Linked DNA regions of Mus musculus: region 2 is linked to region 1. The links are chromatin loops, found by intact Hi-C in ENCODE. Cell type or tissue: left cerebral cortex. All regions are shown on one strand. Each heading gives the region's core, and the rest is flanking DNA. Links, peaks and the distances in the headings are about the cores only. Region 1 has its middle 38 kb from the start of Myct1. Region 2 holds the start of Gm23573 (a small nuclear RNA gene).

Region 1 (8,344 bases), core at 213-8,212:
TAGACATAAGGATTCTTAAAACATATGTATATATGTGCATGTGATATGTGTGTCTGTGTAGGTGTATGTCTGTGCATGTGTGTGTTTATGTATCTGTTTGTCTCTATCTGTTTCTATCTGTCTGTCTCTGTCACTCTCTCTCTCTCTCTCTCTCTCTCTCTCTCTGTGTGTGTGTGTGTGTGTGTGTATTTCTGTGGGTATCTACATGAAGGTTAGAGGACAAACTGTTGGAATCAGTTCTTTATTTGTATCTTGTGGGCCCCACAGAGCAAATGTAATTCATCAGGTTTGGTAGTAAATGCTTTTCCCTGTTGTCCCAGACCTAAGCATTCCTAAGGACAATACAGACAGAGTAAGACAGGACAGCAGATACTGGAAGGAGGAAAATTAACCAAAAAATCCAGAGGAACCGGTAAGCAGATAAAGAACAACTGTGGTGGCTGTGCAGAAAGTGGCAGAAGGGACAGCAGAGGGTCACCAGGGTGACAGGGAAATTTGTTTCCAGGGATTGTCTTAAGGAAGGCATGAAGATCAGATGTTCTGCTAACTTAGCAGTTTGGAGAAAATAGAAGAAACAAAAACAGAGAGGGGTGGAGCGAAAATGCAGAAATACACGTGAACATAGCCCCATCTTTTCCTTAACACAGAGTTATTTTCTTTGTTCCCCAGACTCAGCATTGGAGGTTTGGCCCTGCTGCCTCAGTGGCTGCAGCTTTTGCCTGTGAAATGCTGTCTACAATTGATCACCTCCTTTGCCTTTCGACTGCCATCAGCTTATTTCAGCACTCATTGTCTCTCATCGAGGAACTCAAGGATATCTTTGCATCCCTCCCTTTTGGACTGAACAATGCCTCCTTCCTGGCTTGCATGTGAAGCTCTAACCCTAAAACGTCTGTACTTGGTGTCAGAGTCTTTGAAGGGATAATTAAGGACATGTGAGCTTCTAAAGATGGAGGCTATGTTAGTTATTTTTCTGATAAAACAACATGACCAGAAGCAACTTCCAGAAGGAAGAGTTTATTTGATCTTATAATTACAGTGAGAGAGTCCATGACAGCAGGTGGTAAGAGCAGGAAGCCAAGAGATCATCATCACTGACAAACAGGAAGTGAACTGCATATGAGGGAAGTCTTGTAAACCCCCAAAGCCCATCCTATGACCTACTTCCTCTAGCAAAATGACACATATAGAAAAATCCCATAGCTACCCCAATCATCATCAGCAACCAGGGACCATGTGTTCAAATATGTGAACCTACAGAGGACATGTTTTTGTATGAACCACCACAGGTCCTAACCAACTAACAGCAGTGCTAAGGCAAACACCCACAGTAGTCTGTTGATACAATCAAGAGAAGCTTTGTAAACTGGGAATGTGTGAAGTGTCAGCCAATGAACACAGCTTACAGCTGCAAACTTTCACTCTAAAGTTTTTTTTTTTTTAAATTATGTGTGTATGTGTGTTGGTTTTATTCATGTGAATGCAGTACTGAAAGAGGCCAAAAGAGGGTGTCAAATACCCTAAAGCTGGAGTTGTAGGCAGTTGAGAGTTAGTTACCTAATGTAGGTGCTGGGAACCAAACTTGGATCTTTTGCAAAAGCATTAATGGGCTCATAGGCACTGAGCTATTTCCTTGGCCTCTAAACTCTTTCTTATAAGCAGGTGGGTACACATTAGATTAATAATTAAAAGCATAGCATGGCCAATACATAGACAAGTAACTTGTCACTAAGTATCGTGATGAAGTATTGTAGATCTCACATACGTAGAGTCTAGTCCTGTATGATTAGACATGCCCCTACTGTTCACATCACTATCACTGCCCATGTGCAGGAATCCATGTCATAGCTTCTTAATGGAGAAAATGTGAGGGTTTGGAAGCTTTCTGAAAAGGCAAGTAATATTTCCCATTAATTAATGTGATGTTTTGAAAGAATATGGCCCCCATAGGTCCATAGGGGAATGTATGTCCTTGTTGGAGAAGGTGTGGCTTTGTAGGAGTGGGTGTGGCCTTGGAGTAGGTGTGGCTTTGTTGTTTGTGTCACTGTGGGAGCAGCCTTTGAGTTCTCAAATTCTCAAGCCCTGTTTAGTGTAACATTAACTTCCTGCAGCCTGTAGATGTGGATGAAGAATTTTCAGCCCCTTCCCCAGTACCATGTCTGTCTGCACACTGCCATATTTTCTGCAGTGGTGCCCTGGGCCATTCCCACCAATATGTTCCATGCTACATACTTTGAGTCCTAGTGACCCGCCTTCCCCCGTTTTCCTTCAAGTCTAGTATCTCTTCTGTTATCTTTTCCAAGGTCCTCTGTTATGTCCAATGTCTCAACTATGCCTAATTCACACTGTGCCATTTGACATCTTGGGGAAGACAAAAGCAAACACACCTTACCTCAAATGTTCCTAATGTGGTACCCATGTGCAAATATCTACTCTGTGCATATAAAGGCCATTTACTTTGGGAAGACATGCCAAGTTGAATGCCAGATATGAACCTCGGTTAGGTAAAGGCAAATTAGAGGATGTTAGTCCTCCTGGTTACAGTGATTCATGAAAGAGCTTTGCTGAGCACATAAGGTAAGACCTGGAGCTTGTATACATTTTTTCCTCATGGATAAACCAAGTGTGTTGTGTCCCCTTATTACTAATAGGGATCCTACAAACATGAGTTATCTGAGAAGGGACACAGCGTGTGGACAGCAGAAGAGAAGGTGACAAGAGGAGCTTATGGGGGAGGTTGTCAATGAGTTCTGAAGTATACCTTTCAGGAGCTAGTAATTCCTTGGTATTGCTTTTGGCCAGAGTCAGCTATTTTTTTTCTCATTGGGTAATTGGAGGTCGGAACTGAAATTTGATTTGATAATTCTCGATTTTTTTCTAGCTTATCAAAAATGGATAACCAGATCTGCCAGGAAGAAGGGACTCACTGATCATATCACCCTTTCAGAGATTTCAGTAAATATTTCCAGTGGCCCATAAACCTTGTGCCAGTGAGTTTATTCAGCCATTCTGGAACATGCTTTGAAGGGATCCAATTAAGAAGTTCTTCAAGCCACACAATCTCTTCTCTTTACAAAATCATCCATGGCTTGACGTCATTACTGGCACCGTTATCTTATGAACAAATGTTAGGCTATATACAGTTTTTAGAAAATGAGTTGTTCACAAGACTAGACAGAGTGCTGGTGGTCTATGAAATTACTGTTAGGAATATGTTGAAAATGTTATAACCCTTTGAAAAAAAGAGAAAAGGTAGATGATGGTAAGATAGGTACCGAAAGAGAAAAGGATGCCAATCCATTTAGGCATAGACTCACCAACCCAAGGCGTACATGCCCATCATCATTCCGTCTCAGAAGGGCGTGTATCAAGCGACTTCACAAAGCTGTTAACTTCTCAGGACCCACTTTAGTCATGAAATAACACATCCAAATGTACTCCCAGGAGCACATTTGCGGTTGTGCTGTTGTGCAGGTTTGCACCTCAGACATAGTTCTGAGATGCAAAAACTCCTCAACTAAAAAGAAAATCAAAAGGAAAAGAAAGCAGCATTTTCTTTCTCTTGCCATCATGAAACATACGAGTTTCTTGTGTGGACCATCCACTGAGGATCAGGACTTCCCAGAGATATTGATAATTTCTGTGGCTTCCATATTAATCTAACTGTGTCTAATTGCTGTTAGCATGATTCCACAGACATGATAAACCTGGCACATTACTTGTGCATGAGCATCCATGAGCTCATATTAGGATATGCATATAGCAATAAGTGTCTTTTTCAACAAATATTAATCAGTGCTCTTACTCCACAAATGTTTTTATGTAATTTTTATGTGTTGAGTGTTTTAAGTGCTGAGAATATGAGTTGACAGAAAACAGTATCTGTCCTAGAGTAAGTCATATTTTAGAGCTGTCAATCAGAGAAGCTAGATAAGTGGGTATAGACTTAGTACTTGTTAGTACTCAGAACCAATTCTGCAGCCAGGCAGTTCTGGTATACACCTTTCATTCCAGCACTCAGGAGACAGTGGCAGGTGGATCTTCATGAGTTCAAGCCCAGCTTGGTCTACAAAGCAAGCTCCAGGATAGCCAAGGCTACAAAACAAACAAACAAACAAACAAAAACAAAAGAAAAGAACTAAATACCACTACATACAACAAAATTAACAAAAACAGAGTGGAGAATAGTTTTAAATGTTTAACTGTTGTCTAAGGCCTTCAGGAAAGTCTTCACTAATACAGCCATTGCTAAAAAGACTTGGAAAATGTTAGTGTATAAGCTATGGGTGATTCTCAGAGTTTAATTGCAGAGAGAATAATCTATGAAAATATCTTGAGGCAGGAACTTGCTCTGTGATCTTCAGAAACACTGAAGCATGTGTGTGGTTGCAGTATAGACAGGGGAGACTCGTAGTTGAGGAAGGCTTAATGGAGAGGTTGGGATATCATACAGATTATACATATAGATTATACCATATAGATTATACAGGGATCACTGAGACAGAATGCTTCGATGGGTGTTGAGCAAAAGAGTGACCGCATGCTTTGAATCCATTTTGAAATTAACCATAAAGTCCTAACTTAAAATTGGAAAGTAACTTTAATAAACTTATATAGCATATTAAAGAGATCAATCTTTTGAAAGAGAAATGTCTCAGTTTTAACTTTAGCATTTGAGGAAACCTGTTTAACTCTAGGTTGTGACTGGCAGGGTAGTGTTTTTTATTTGTTGTTTGTTGGTTTATTGAGAAGTGTTCTCTTTAAAGCTCTCTTCTCTCTCCTGTATCCCAGAAGCCAGAAGTCTGGGGATTATATTTCCTCAGCCTCCTCCCCCTCGGGTTTGGATGAAATTCACATTCTGTCATGCTTTCATGAAAGATTCAGAAGGCGAAGAAGACACTGAGAAATTCTCTCTCCAGCTTCAATGTGCTTCACACAGCAGGATCAGTTCAGAGCATAGCTGTGTAAGGCGGCATTAGCTGCCTTGTGCTGACCTCTGGGTGGCAGCAGCCACCTTCAGAGGTCTGTAGGTATCTATACCCCTGCTTCCTGAATGCTAAAGGCCCACAGGGCATAACAGCAAGGGCTCTCCCAGCAAAGCTAGCATCACATCTCTGCATCATAATCTCAACGTGCTTTGTGTCTTCCTTCATGATTCCTGAATGACACGAATTTCCAGACTAGTTCTAGACCTTCAAAGGTGGGGTGCTTGTCGTTGGATTAGCTTGTATTTGACTATGGTAATGACCTCTTTAGGTTTCTAAGATCAGTACCTTAATTACCTGAAGTTAAAAAAAAAGTTTATTAAAGAAAATAATTTAGGAGATCAAGTTGGCCATGGTTGTGCCATCCTGTGGAAGAAAAGGGATGAGAGTTATGGGGCGCTGGAGTTCCTTCTGGCTGTGGCTCAGAAGGCAAAGAGATAACACGCTACGAAGCATCACGGCATGGCCGAGACCCAGAGAAGCTCTCGAGCCGTGGTTCTCAACCTTCCTAACACTGCAACTCTTTAATACAGTCTCTCATGTTGTGGTGACCCCCAACCATAAAATTATTTTCACTGCCACTTCCTAACTGTAACTTTGCTACTGCTATGAATCATAATGTAATATCTGTGGCTTTGGATGGGTTTAGGTGACCCCTGTGAGAGGGTCCCCCCAAATGGGGTTGTGTCACACAGGTTGAGATCCACTGCTTTCCAGTCTTATTCTGGATGGCTGTAACTCCCCTTGAGGCCACTGTCTTGAAAGAGGAACCCCAGTTTCTTGAAGCCGATCAAGACCGCTGCTGACTGCATCTACCTTCTTACTAATATGACACCCTACCCCTTTTCCTGTAAAACACTAAAGATCTGTTCTGTTGAGTTTCACTGCACTTTTCAAACAAACCAGTCTTGAACACTGTTAAGAAAAGAAGTGGAGAGGATACTTCTTGTTACAGAATACATGTGCTCACATGGGCCGAGACTCACCAGTGGTAGGGCTTCTAATAAATAGTATCTTAGTATCTTTTTAAACTATAGCCAGATGCCCATGGCATCCACCCAACTACATAAAACAGACATGACAGAAACAGAAACCATCACTTGATGAGTTCATGTCGGCACAGTAGGTAACTTGTATTTTACAGTGTCTAGGGCAGGAAGATGTGGGCACCAGAATACAACTAGACTGAAAATGGTCTTTACCTTTAGGCCCAACTGCAACTTTAGTGTGAGAGGAGCATTCTACACACAGTGGGAAGAAAGCAAGGATGAAGGACAGCCTGAGTTTGAAGGAGAGGCTCAGGTGCCTGTGTAGGCAGCTGCTGGTCATATTGTGACGACTGAGGAAGATATCTTTCTATTCTGGGGAATAGATTTCTTAGTTCAGTCAGGCTATCACAAAAGGGAAGACCGATCATTTTGTCTTAATTTGCCAACAATGGTAATAACTATACTGGTGATAGTACTACTAATTACATTTTTCACTCAAGGACTACACACAGACACTGAAGAACTAATAACTGTCTAGGAATTAGCTCATCGAGGCAACACAAGTGCTCTCTAATTGAGGAACTATTGTGATGTTGAATCATAGGTTTATAAAATCTGAATCTACGAGAGGCAATTACCAGCTTGACAGCACACAGGCAACTGATGGTAGAGCTGGAAGCAGGCTTTCCTTTCTCAAAATCCAAGCTGTTAAACACTGTACAATCAAGTATAACTTTTGCAACTTTTGAGTTTATTTATGCCTTATATCAATATTGGGGCTATTCTGTACTAACATAGTCTGGAGACTTATATACAACATCCTCCCTTATGGTTCTGGAGGCCTGAAAGCCAAAGATAATGGATCCAGAAAGCTCAGTGCCTGGTTCGCAGGGACCTGTCCTTTTGCTGTGTTCTTACATGACAGAATAGGCACAATAATAGCCATGGCTCTTTTATAAGGGCACTAAATCTCACCACCAATGCCAAGCACTCATAGAAGCTATGGTTTGGGGCATGGGGGCTACAGAAGCACTTGGTCAATAGCAGCACCTATAGCCATGTCCTCTGCACATTCTATTAACTCTCTCTCAAATCAGTCTATCCACTACAACCATCATTCTATGAAGAAGAAACTATGGTGATATTCTTTAAAGGGTGACTGTAGGACTCTCCTTGCTGGTTTCCATTCATGGGTCTGGCCTCACTTCTAATTCCTGTTCCACACTGTAAATGAAAGAAGTTCAAGGCACAAACCCAGTTCTGCTGTGCAGTTTAGCTACCGAAAAGGCTCTAACGGCTTATGGTATATACCCACCCCTCGTAATTTTGAAGGGTGATGCTCACTGAGGAGGGCAGTATGCTGACCAGGAACAACTACTAGGCTCTGGTGGCTCTCCCCACAAGACTGCTCCAGGAAGTGACAGGGAGAGGTAGAGGCAGGCTCGGCATTGGTTGGCATTTCAGACTCTGTCTCTTTCAACCCAAACATCATGAACCACAAGATCCTACAATTAGAGTTTATTTATGTGGGAGGAATGTGGTTGATAGCAGACCACTGGCAAATATATAATAAATATAAAAGAAATTATATAAGAAATTATAATTTAATATATACATATATATGAAAATCTATCATGCTAGAAAGTGTTTAGCTGTTCTTCAAAAGCAACACTCAAGGAAAGAGAATACAGGTAGCTAACCCCCGCCCCGAGTTTTGATCTAGTTTTATTTTCAAATTCATTTCTTTATTCATTTTTATTGTATGAATATCTTACCTACATGTATGTCTCGTCAACATGTGTGTGCCTTGTCCCTGTGGAGTTCAGAAAAGGGCATCAGACACCCTGATCAGGAGTTACAGGTGGCTGTAAGCCACCATATGACTTCTGGGAATCAAACCTGGGTCCTTCTATAAGAGCAGCCAGTGTTCTTAACCTCTGACCCATCTCTCCAGCCCCTCCAGTTTTATTTCTATTCATTTAGCAAACAACTCCAGGTTAAAATCCAACATTGTGGGGAGGGGTGAGGGGCAGGGTGGGGATCACAGAGGTTGTGAGCATTAGTCACACCATAACCACAGTTAAGAGCAGAACGAGAAATGAAGGTACCTGTGCTGCCTCTCAGTAACTCAGCTATATTGCACTATTTTATATAGTTTAGGGCCAAACCTGGGGAATGGTAGTCTCCCCTACAGTGGGATGGGTAAACTGAAAATCAAATCAATCCCACACAGCTATACCCACAGGCCAACCTGATCTTCAGAATTTAAGTTGACCTTTAGAAGTAACTATCACAAGTGTCGTTTGTTCTTTTGATGGGATCTAGAAAAAGAGAGAGTTTTTGTTGTTGTTTTTGTTTTTGTTTTGGGCT
Region 2 (8,344 bases), core at 176-8,175, 200 kb after region 1:
AAAGAAAATGTCTTGGAATTGTAGAGATTTCAAGTCCACCATAAACAACACAAATACTTACCTTACCATTCACAACAATTTTTAATGTAAATGGACAGCCCTAATAAAATTTAAAGGATTTATAATTAGCTGGTTTAGCTTTCTTGGTGAAATGAATGAGGTTGTATTTATTATGTCTGTACATTAAAGGCAGAAATGTTCTCACCTCTAATATTTTGGTTTTGACATCATTAAGTAGTAATTTAATTTTTCTTACTTTATCATCCATGCTAATAATAGTCCATTTGATTCCATACCCCAGTTTTAGCCACATTATTAATAAAGTAAATTAACCATGTCATTTTAAATTAAAATGTGCATTTCCCTGAGAGACATGTCTGACACAGTAAAACGGAGGCTTCGCAAGCTCCTGTGAGCGTGGCTGTCCCAGACAACTTCACTGTTCAGGGGCTTCTCCAAATCACTGGGGCCGGTAAATGTTTGAAATAACAAATAGGATTTTTAAAAAATTAATTGTCTAATTGTTCTCATAGGAAAGCTCAATGATAATGAATTCTTTGGTTTTATTCTTATCTTGCCTCCTATTTTTAGGCCTAAGACAAAGCTAGAAATAAGCATTTTCTTTTTATTCACCTGTAATTAATTTGAAATTTAGTCAGGCAAGGATATTTTAAGCAGCCAAGGCACTATGGCTGCCACTCTCTAGTCTTCTCTTAGCTTCTTGCGGTTTGCAGTAACTCCACGGAGACAATAGTTTTCTCTGTAAAGAGCTGTTGTTTCTTCAATTGCTCAAACACCATTTTGAGTATTAAATATAACATTCCATTTTTAAACCAAAATGGCTTGCTTGTTTGATTAGAATGGCTCACCATTTAAGGCCAAATTATTCTTTTCCCTAGTTTGGGAGTAAGAGTAGGACTTAAGACTAAATGATGAATTTTCTAGACAACTATTGTCATATTCCATTCTCAGCTAAACAAAAATCCCTATTAAAGTCATTCAATAAAATAATCACAGAAGCCTCTCAGACCATGGAATTAATAGCTTTCTGTATCCACTTTATTTCTAGAGAATAATTTACAAATGTGCTGTAAATATTAAACAGTCCTCACTGTAGTTAGTATTTAATGTAATAGAATATATAATTACATCTTATATAATACAATTACATATAACATATAATTATACATATAGGATATATATGTGTATGTGTATAATGTTTAATGTAAATAAACAACCATGATAAAATTTTAAAAGATTTATATATAATTGTCTGATTTAGCTTTCTCGGTGAAAGTAATGTGCTTTTATTATGTCTATCTATAAATGAAAGGCAGAAATGTTCTTACTTCTAATATTTTTGTTTCAACATCATAAGTAGTGTCTTAACTTTTCCTATCATCCATGCTAAGAGTACATTTGATTCTATAACCCAGTTTTAGTCATATTTTTAATAAACTAAATTATATAATTTTAATTTAAAGATACATATATAAGTATATGTAATGTATAGTATATATTCTTAATATTCTCGACATATAATACATTGTATACATATAATATATAATTATAATAATATATTAGCATATCATATATGATATAGGGTTTTATATTGAAACAAGGTAACTAGTGGTAAAGATCTAAGAATGTTCATGATACTGTTTTATGAGCCGTTTTGCCTCTATATGAAACATCAGTTAGCATGTGCTAGAGCTGCTAGCACACTGTACAAAGCTCCAGTTTGCAAAGCATAACTTTGCATTTTATCATAGTGATGATCTTTCTTAACTATTTTAATTGGTAAATGCTTAGAATTCATTCTGCTAGTAGGAGAACTGGAAGAGATTTTGGAGACACATTAATTGCTAGCTGTAATTGTATTGATTTTCTACTTGGAGTATTAAGTACAATCCTTCAAACAGCATGGGGGGTAGGGAGTTAAGCATTAATGCAAAGTTTACCTAAGACGTTTTTTTGAGTTCTCACTTTCCTTGTCTCTATGCAGTAACACTGATTTTATTTTGTATGTAGACTCTGTGCAGATTAACACAAGCTGTATCTTAGTCTGTACATTTGGGGGGTGGGGCTAGGTAATTGAAATATGAAACCATCCTTAATATGGGAAGCATATACAATTATTTTTAAACTTTTTACTTTTTTATTTTTAACAAAAGTGTTTTCACTGTCATATATTTTTAACTGGAATTTCCTCAAAGCAGTCAGTCATCCCCCAGGGCTAATGTTCAAAGAACAGCAGACTTCTATAGCTCCAACGCAGTGGGACATTAAAATGTTCCCCCAAATTTAGCACTTTCTAAATGTTAGTCCCAGATCCTCTGGAGAAAATTCTGTTCTTTGGGGAAAAAAAAAAAACTTAGCAGAGTAAAGAAATAGAATGTTTTCTCCGTCCGGTGCTTAGTTGGAACTGAGAATGTAGACACAGTGTATGGGTCACATAGAACCGGAGTAATTCATGACAGTGGAATTAATTTTGCATTTTCCAATAGACTGAGGTTGGTAGCCTTGGATAAAATACCCATAAGCTTATAAGGCAGATTAAACCTTGTCGTTTGTGGTCAAGCCTAACGTTCGCTAACTGCTTGTCAACTGTGCATCCCTCTCTAGTCTTTTATAGAAAACAGCAAGTTCTTTGAACAGTATGAAGTGACATACCAGATCCTGAAACAGACAGCTGACATATACGTCAAAGCAGAGGGCTCAGGTATAGCACACAGCACACTGGGGGTTTGCAGAAGGGGCTGGGGAGGAGGGAAAGAGAAGAGAAAGTAAGGATGACTGGGGGCAATGTGGTCCAGGTTTTTCTTTTTTAAAAAATAGCATTATGAAAATTCCCTAATGAAATGTAACTTGTTTTGATGCCAACTTAAAGGGCACTTAAAATCAACAGGTTTCTATGGGGTCAGATCAATTATAGTTTTACTATGTAGACTCTTTGTGACTATACACTTAGAGTAATTCTGTGAGGTGTCTGTCTTGCATATTGATACTTTTTTCCTGTGTGTAATCTTCTAAGATAAAACAAAAATAAGCATTCCTTTTTCTAAGTTGCAATTTTTCAGCCTAGCTGCAATTCCAAGGGGATTACAAATTGTGGAATAACTTGAATATAGATAGGAGAGCTTAAGTTACTGTGGAGATAAACTTTGGAAGATATGTTTGCTTACAGCTTGTAGATGTTGCCACAATTGCTGGGAATAGAATCTTGTATTTCTGATCGATGCCCTTGTTTCTGGTGCTTAAGAACACAGGGAAATAGAGAGAGGCTTTTATGTGCAGAATGGAGTCTCTGATTGATTGTTTCTGACTCAGTGGAGGAAGCTGAGAACGTGATGAAATTCATGAGTGAAGCCACTGCCCAGTGGAGGAACCTCTCCGTGGAAGTGCGGAGTGTACGGAGCATGCTGGAGGAGGTGATCTCCAACTGGGATCGCTATGGTGATACCGTGGCTAGTCTCCAAGCCTGGCTAGAAGATGCAGAGAAAATGCTAAGCCAATCAGAACATGCCAAGAAGGTAAGGCTCTTCACAGGAAAGGAAGGGGCATGCTCCGGATTCATGAATGAGAGATTCTGTCAGATAGTTATGATTTCACTCAAGAACCCTTCTTAAGAGATTTACCCCAGCTAGTTAAATGGGATTAGATCTGTAAATAGTGTGTAGTCAAAGCTCTGTGAAGAGAGATCTCTGTTTTTACAACGATCTAACATTCTCATTCAGAAAGGCAGCAAGTAATACTCATCGACTACTCGTGAAGCGGTAGCTAAATCTCACGGGCAGCAGACAGTGCTATCTGCACATTGAGGTCTGCATAGATGGGCCTGTCTAGGTCTCTTATTCACAGCTGTTGTTACCTACACAAGGCCTACATCTGTGCATGTGCGCATGCACACACACACACACACACACGGGGGGGGGGTACTGAATCTGTGTATCAGTAGATCCATGGAATAGTGGGACCACCACAGTCTTGAACTCTTTAGATATTTTCTTTTGGGTTTCATAATCTAAAATGAATAGAAGCCAGTTACTGTGAATAGAAGCTATTACTGTGTTCATTGTCCTTGCCCTCAGTGTCTGGCCTGAAAAATATTTCCTTTGAAATCTGAATGTAACATATACTTATGTATACATATATATTCAAATTTTAGACTGCTTACAGTCATTTTTACGGGCCTGAACAACAAGAAAAAGCCTCTGCCATTTGCATAATTGACTGCTCCTTCTTATATAAAATGAGAATTAAAAAAGGTGGCCTCTTGCTTTATTTTCTTTTCAATAAAAAGATGCCATAGATGTCCTTACATGATAATATACATAGTCAGGTACACTGTCATGTGCCTGGAGTCCCAGCCGTTTATTTGACTCAGGGTGGAGGATTGCTTGAGTCTGCAAGTGTAGGACTTGCCTGGGCAGCAAGTCTGGTGCCTGATTGTTAAAAGCAAAAAGATGGGCTTGGGAGACAGCCTGGATGGTAAAGTGCTTGGTAAGGACTTGCTTTGAGTCCCTGGAATCCATGTAAACATATGTAGGTACGGTGGCACATGACTGAAGTTCTTGTGCAGGGAGGCAAAGACAGATGGGTTTCTATGACTCACTGGCCAGGCAACACACTTGCCTAACACACTTGGCAGGCTCCAGGCCAGTAAGAGACCCCAGCTCAAAAGAAAACAGAAAAAATAAAAGGTAAATAACGAAATCCTCAATGCATGAAGGAAAATACCTGAAGTCCAATGTTGTCCTCTGGCTTCCACAAGCACTTGTGTGTGCACACAATTGTAGCCAGGAAACCACTGATGTGCGCGCGTGCGCGCACACACACACACACACACACACACACACACACACACACACACACACACATCCATGTGTACATGTGACGGAAGAAAAATGAAAAACAAAGACATCTGGCATTTCTAGCTCATATTCTGAAGTCTTGTTCAAAATCTGAGTTTTGGAAGAGATTTGATATCTGTCTTAAAGCTTCCACACACTTTTAAACAGACCTTCTTGGTTTGGTTCTTGTTATATCGATAATTAGTATTTGGTATGTGACTTATGAGTGCGTGTCCTTCCTCGGTTAGGATTTTTTTCGAAATCTGCCTCACTGGATTCAGCAGCACACAGCCATGAACGATGCCGGGAATTTCCTGATTGAAACCTGTGATGAGATTGTTTCTCGAGACCTTAAACAGCAGTTGCTCTTATTGAACGGTCGATGGAGGGAGCTCTTCATGGAAGTCAAGCAAGTATGTCCTTCAAACCAACACTCACTTCTGATGCGTGTGCCATCAGTGTGCAGCAACTTGCTGACAGCCAGTTTTACTGCAATTATTAGGGTGGAATAGAGAACTGTTAAAAACTGCCTGAGTTTTATTGCTAATTATTCATTCTTGTCTGTTTATGGTGGAGGAACATTAACAGAACATAGTGTTCGGTTAAGGATTATGTTGACATATGGCGCCTGCATAGGCAAAGAGATTTGCTTTTCAAATCCTGGCTTCTTACTGCTTGCTTGTTCCTTTTTTCTTTTTTCTTTTTTTTTTCTGTTAAGGTAACTGGATTTATTTCAAACTTATCTAAAATAAGAATCAGGAATTAGAATTTTTCTTACCGTATATGAGGCTATCTTCCAGCGAAGGCTGTGGGCTTCTAGAGTCACAGCTTTGATGACTTTCAAATACTTCTTTCCCCACTCCTCAGTATGCAAGAGCAGACGAGATGGACAGAATGAAGAAAGAGTATATAGACGTCACTACCACCCTCTTTGGTTTTGCAACTGAAGCCCACAGGAAACTCTCTGAGCCTTTAGAAGTCTCTTTTATCAATGTCAAGTTATTAATTCAAGACTTGGAGGTAAGGGCTATCTGGATCAAAGAAATGAAACACACACTGTAAAAGTAAAAACTAGACAGGCTGTCCAGGTCTCCAGGAAACTGTTTCCGAATCAGAGAGATCATTTTGACAGGTCTACATATTTGTTGGCTTGTGCAGAAAATAAACTTGAATTTTTGGAAGGTATCTTTTGAAAATATGAAGGAACTTCAAAATAACTTTTCAACATGGGATTCTTTTCCTAAATACAAATTATAAAACATTAGGAAAACAAAAACAAACAAACAAAAAAACCCCTTTAGACAGGACTTCCAAATAAATGCCCTAAACAATACAGGGTTTGCTGCATGAATTTGGCCTTGGCATTTTCTTAAAAGCCTGTATGTTTCAAAAGTGAAATAATGGAGTTATTTACTGACAGGAGAAGTTTGAACAATTACTTGAATGAAAAAAAAATAGATTAGAGTGTTATCTTTTTTAGTTTTTGTAAATAGTTTAAACTTTTTTAAGTAATATACATAGGAAAAAAAGAGTATCAACCATGGTGAACTGTTGACTTTAGCTGCCACCATGGGAAATGATAAGAAATTAAAATTTCCACCATGCTAAATTTCCAGGTTTTTTCCAGTGACAATGTATATGTATTTTTTATAAAGTAAATATCATTTAACTCCCTTTTTATTGTTATTTATTCAATTTACATCCTGATTGCTATCTCCATTTCCTTCTCCTCTGAGAGGGTGGAGACTCCCTTCTGTATATGCCACCACACTAGTATATCAAGCCTCTGTGGGGCTAGGTGCATCCTCTCTCACTGAGGCCAGACAAGGCAGCCCAACTAGAAGAGAATATTCCACAGAAAACCAAGCTGTACATCTGCTGCATATGTGAAAGGGTGGGGGTGGAGGTAGGCCTGGGGGGGGGGTTAGGTCTAGCCCATGTATGCTCTTTGGTTGGTAGTTCAGTCTCTGAGAGTCCAAGGGGTCCAGGTTAATTGACACCATTGGTCTTCCTGTGGAGTTCCTATCTCTTCCAGGACCCTCAATCCTTCCCCCAAATCTTCCATAAGAATAAAAAAAATATGGAACTCTTCACAGATTTGTGTGTCAACCCTGCACAGGATCCATGGTAATCTTTTCTGTAGCATTCCAAGTTTAGTATACGTACTGCTGAAGCAAGCGCCAGTTTAATTCTTAAAGTCAAGATTTCCCCCTGTATTGCTTCCATGCATTTGCATGCATTGCATGTATGAGTGTTTTAATATTACATTAGCCTATTTTAGAAAGTGTAAAGATTACATCAAATAATCTTGGCACTGACTTAAGAATATCTGATCATTTTAAAAAGAAAATTTAGTGTATACATATAGTATAGTGCTGCCTGTATGTCATTGAAGACCAAAAGCAATGGCTTTCCTAAAGGAGTTGGTAGTGAGGATAGAATTTCACAAAATGCATACAGATTTCCTTGTCCCTCTTTCTGTGGTATTCTGCACAGATGCATTGTGCACTAATTGCTTCAATGACTCACGCAGGATCTGGAGAAGAGGGTGCCTGTGATGGATGCTCAGTACAAGATGATTGCCAAGAAGGCACATCTCTTTGCCAAAGAAAGTCCCCAAGAAGAAGCGAATGAAATGCTTACAACCATGTCCAAGCTCAAAGAACAGCTCTCCAAGGTGGGAGAATACTTCATGCTACACCATGCGGCGGGCGGAGCAACCATACTGCCTGGGAGTGGTTTCTATCTCCATGGTTACCCATGGATGCATCCTTGACTTGTCCACCTTTTAGCTACCCTGAGGTCCTGATATAGAAATTTTGATATATATTTAAAAAATAAAATGGTATGCTGATACCTTTTTGACGTCCTTCCTAATTTAGGACTGCTCTAAGCTCTGCTTCAGTAGAAAAGTCTGGGGTTTTCAGGAGAGAGCTGTTAAATGATATAAAACAGAGGGTATAGAAGGAGAGATGGAGACAGATGTAGGACAAAGCAGAGGAGGAGGATGGAGAAGAAGAGGAAGAAGAGAAGACTATACTATTGCATTGAGATTTTTGTTAAGATTTACTTAATATAAATCCAGTCTATCTACTCATGTGTTTTTTTCTACTAACATGGCCTCCTCTTGTTGACAGACTTTTTTATCAAGAGCTTTGAGTATTCCATTAGAAACTTTTATCTAAATGTGAGTTTTAAGACAATTTCATTGCTTTCAAATTCCCTCCTAACTGCGGGCAATTACCTTCCAGCAAATAGGAGAAGTGAGGATAAGCACAGGAGCCATGGTTTTGTATGAGGAGGAGTCAGAGGATAAATGAAGGCTGAAGTGCCTTTGAAGTCAGAGAGAAGAGCTAGTGTACAAGGTGAAATCAGTATTGAAGGATTAATGGGAAAGATGTACAAATGCAAAGAAGAGTGAAAATAGGTGAATAATAGGCTTAAAAGACAAAAATGTCAGCCTGGCATTCATTGCAAATATTTCAGTTAAA

Evidence for each region. Hi-C counts contacts between places; a loop is a spot of excess contacts. Peaks named below come from ENCODE experiments on the same cell type or tissue, not always from the same donor. Only the 100,000 strongest peaks of a DNase experiment are listed, where the experiment ranks them.
Region 2: a loop joins it to region 1, with 3 times the contacts of the local background. A loop is called at or near these places in 5 of 42 quality-filtered maps.

What each region holds. Positions count from the first base shown.
Region 1 is chr10:5,551,795-5,560,138 of GRCm38, reverse strand. No RefSeq gene overlaps it. Among named protein-coding and RNA genes, the nearest start is that of Myct1, 38 kb to the left of the region's middle. In left cerebral cortex, for the core only: CTCF peaks have their summits at 1,512 (motif pointing right) and 4,991 (motif pointing right); a DNase peak (open chromatin) is centred at 4,964.
Region 2 is chr10:5,355,863-5,364,206 of GRCm38, reverse strand. It overlaps Syne1 (spectrin repeat containing, nuclear envelope 1), which reads left to right. Exons shown (of 146, transcript NM_001347711.1): 16 at 2,626-2,722; 17 at 3,331-3,533; 18 at 5,102-5,266; 19 at 5,721-5,873; 20 at 7,387-7,530. Gm23573 (a small nuclear RNA gene) reads right to left here and starts at 7,034; the gene lies at 6,928-7,034. In left cerebral cortex, for the core only: no CTCF peak of the experiment used is centred there; DNase peaks (open chromatin) are centred at 4,566, 5,274, 5,434, 7,433 and 2 more places; H3K4me3 peaks cover 2,483 bases; H3K27ac peaks cover 1,789 bases.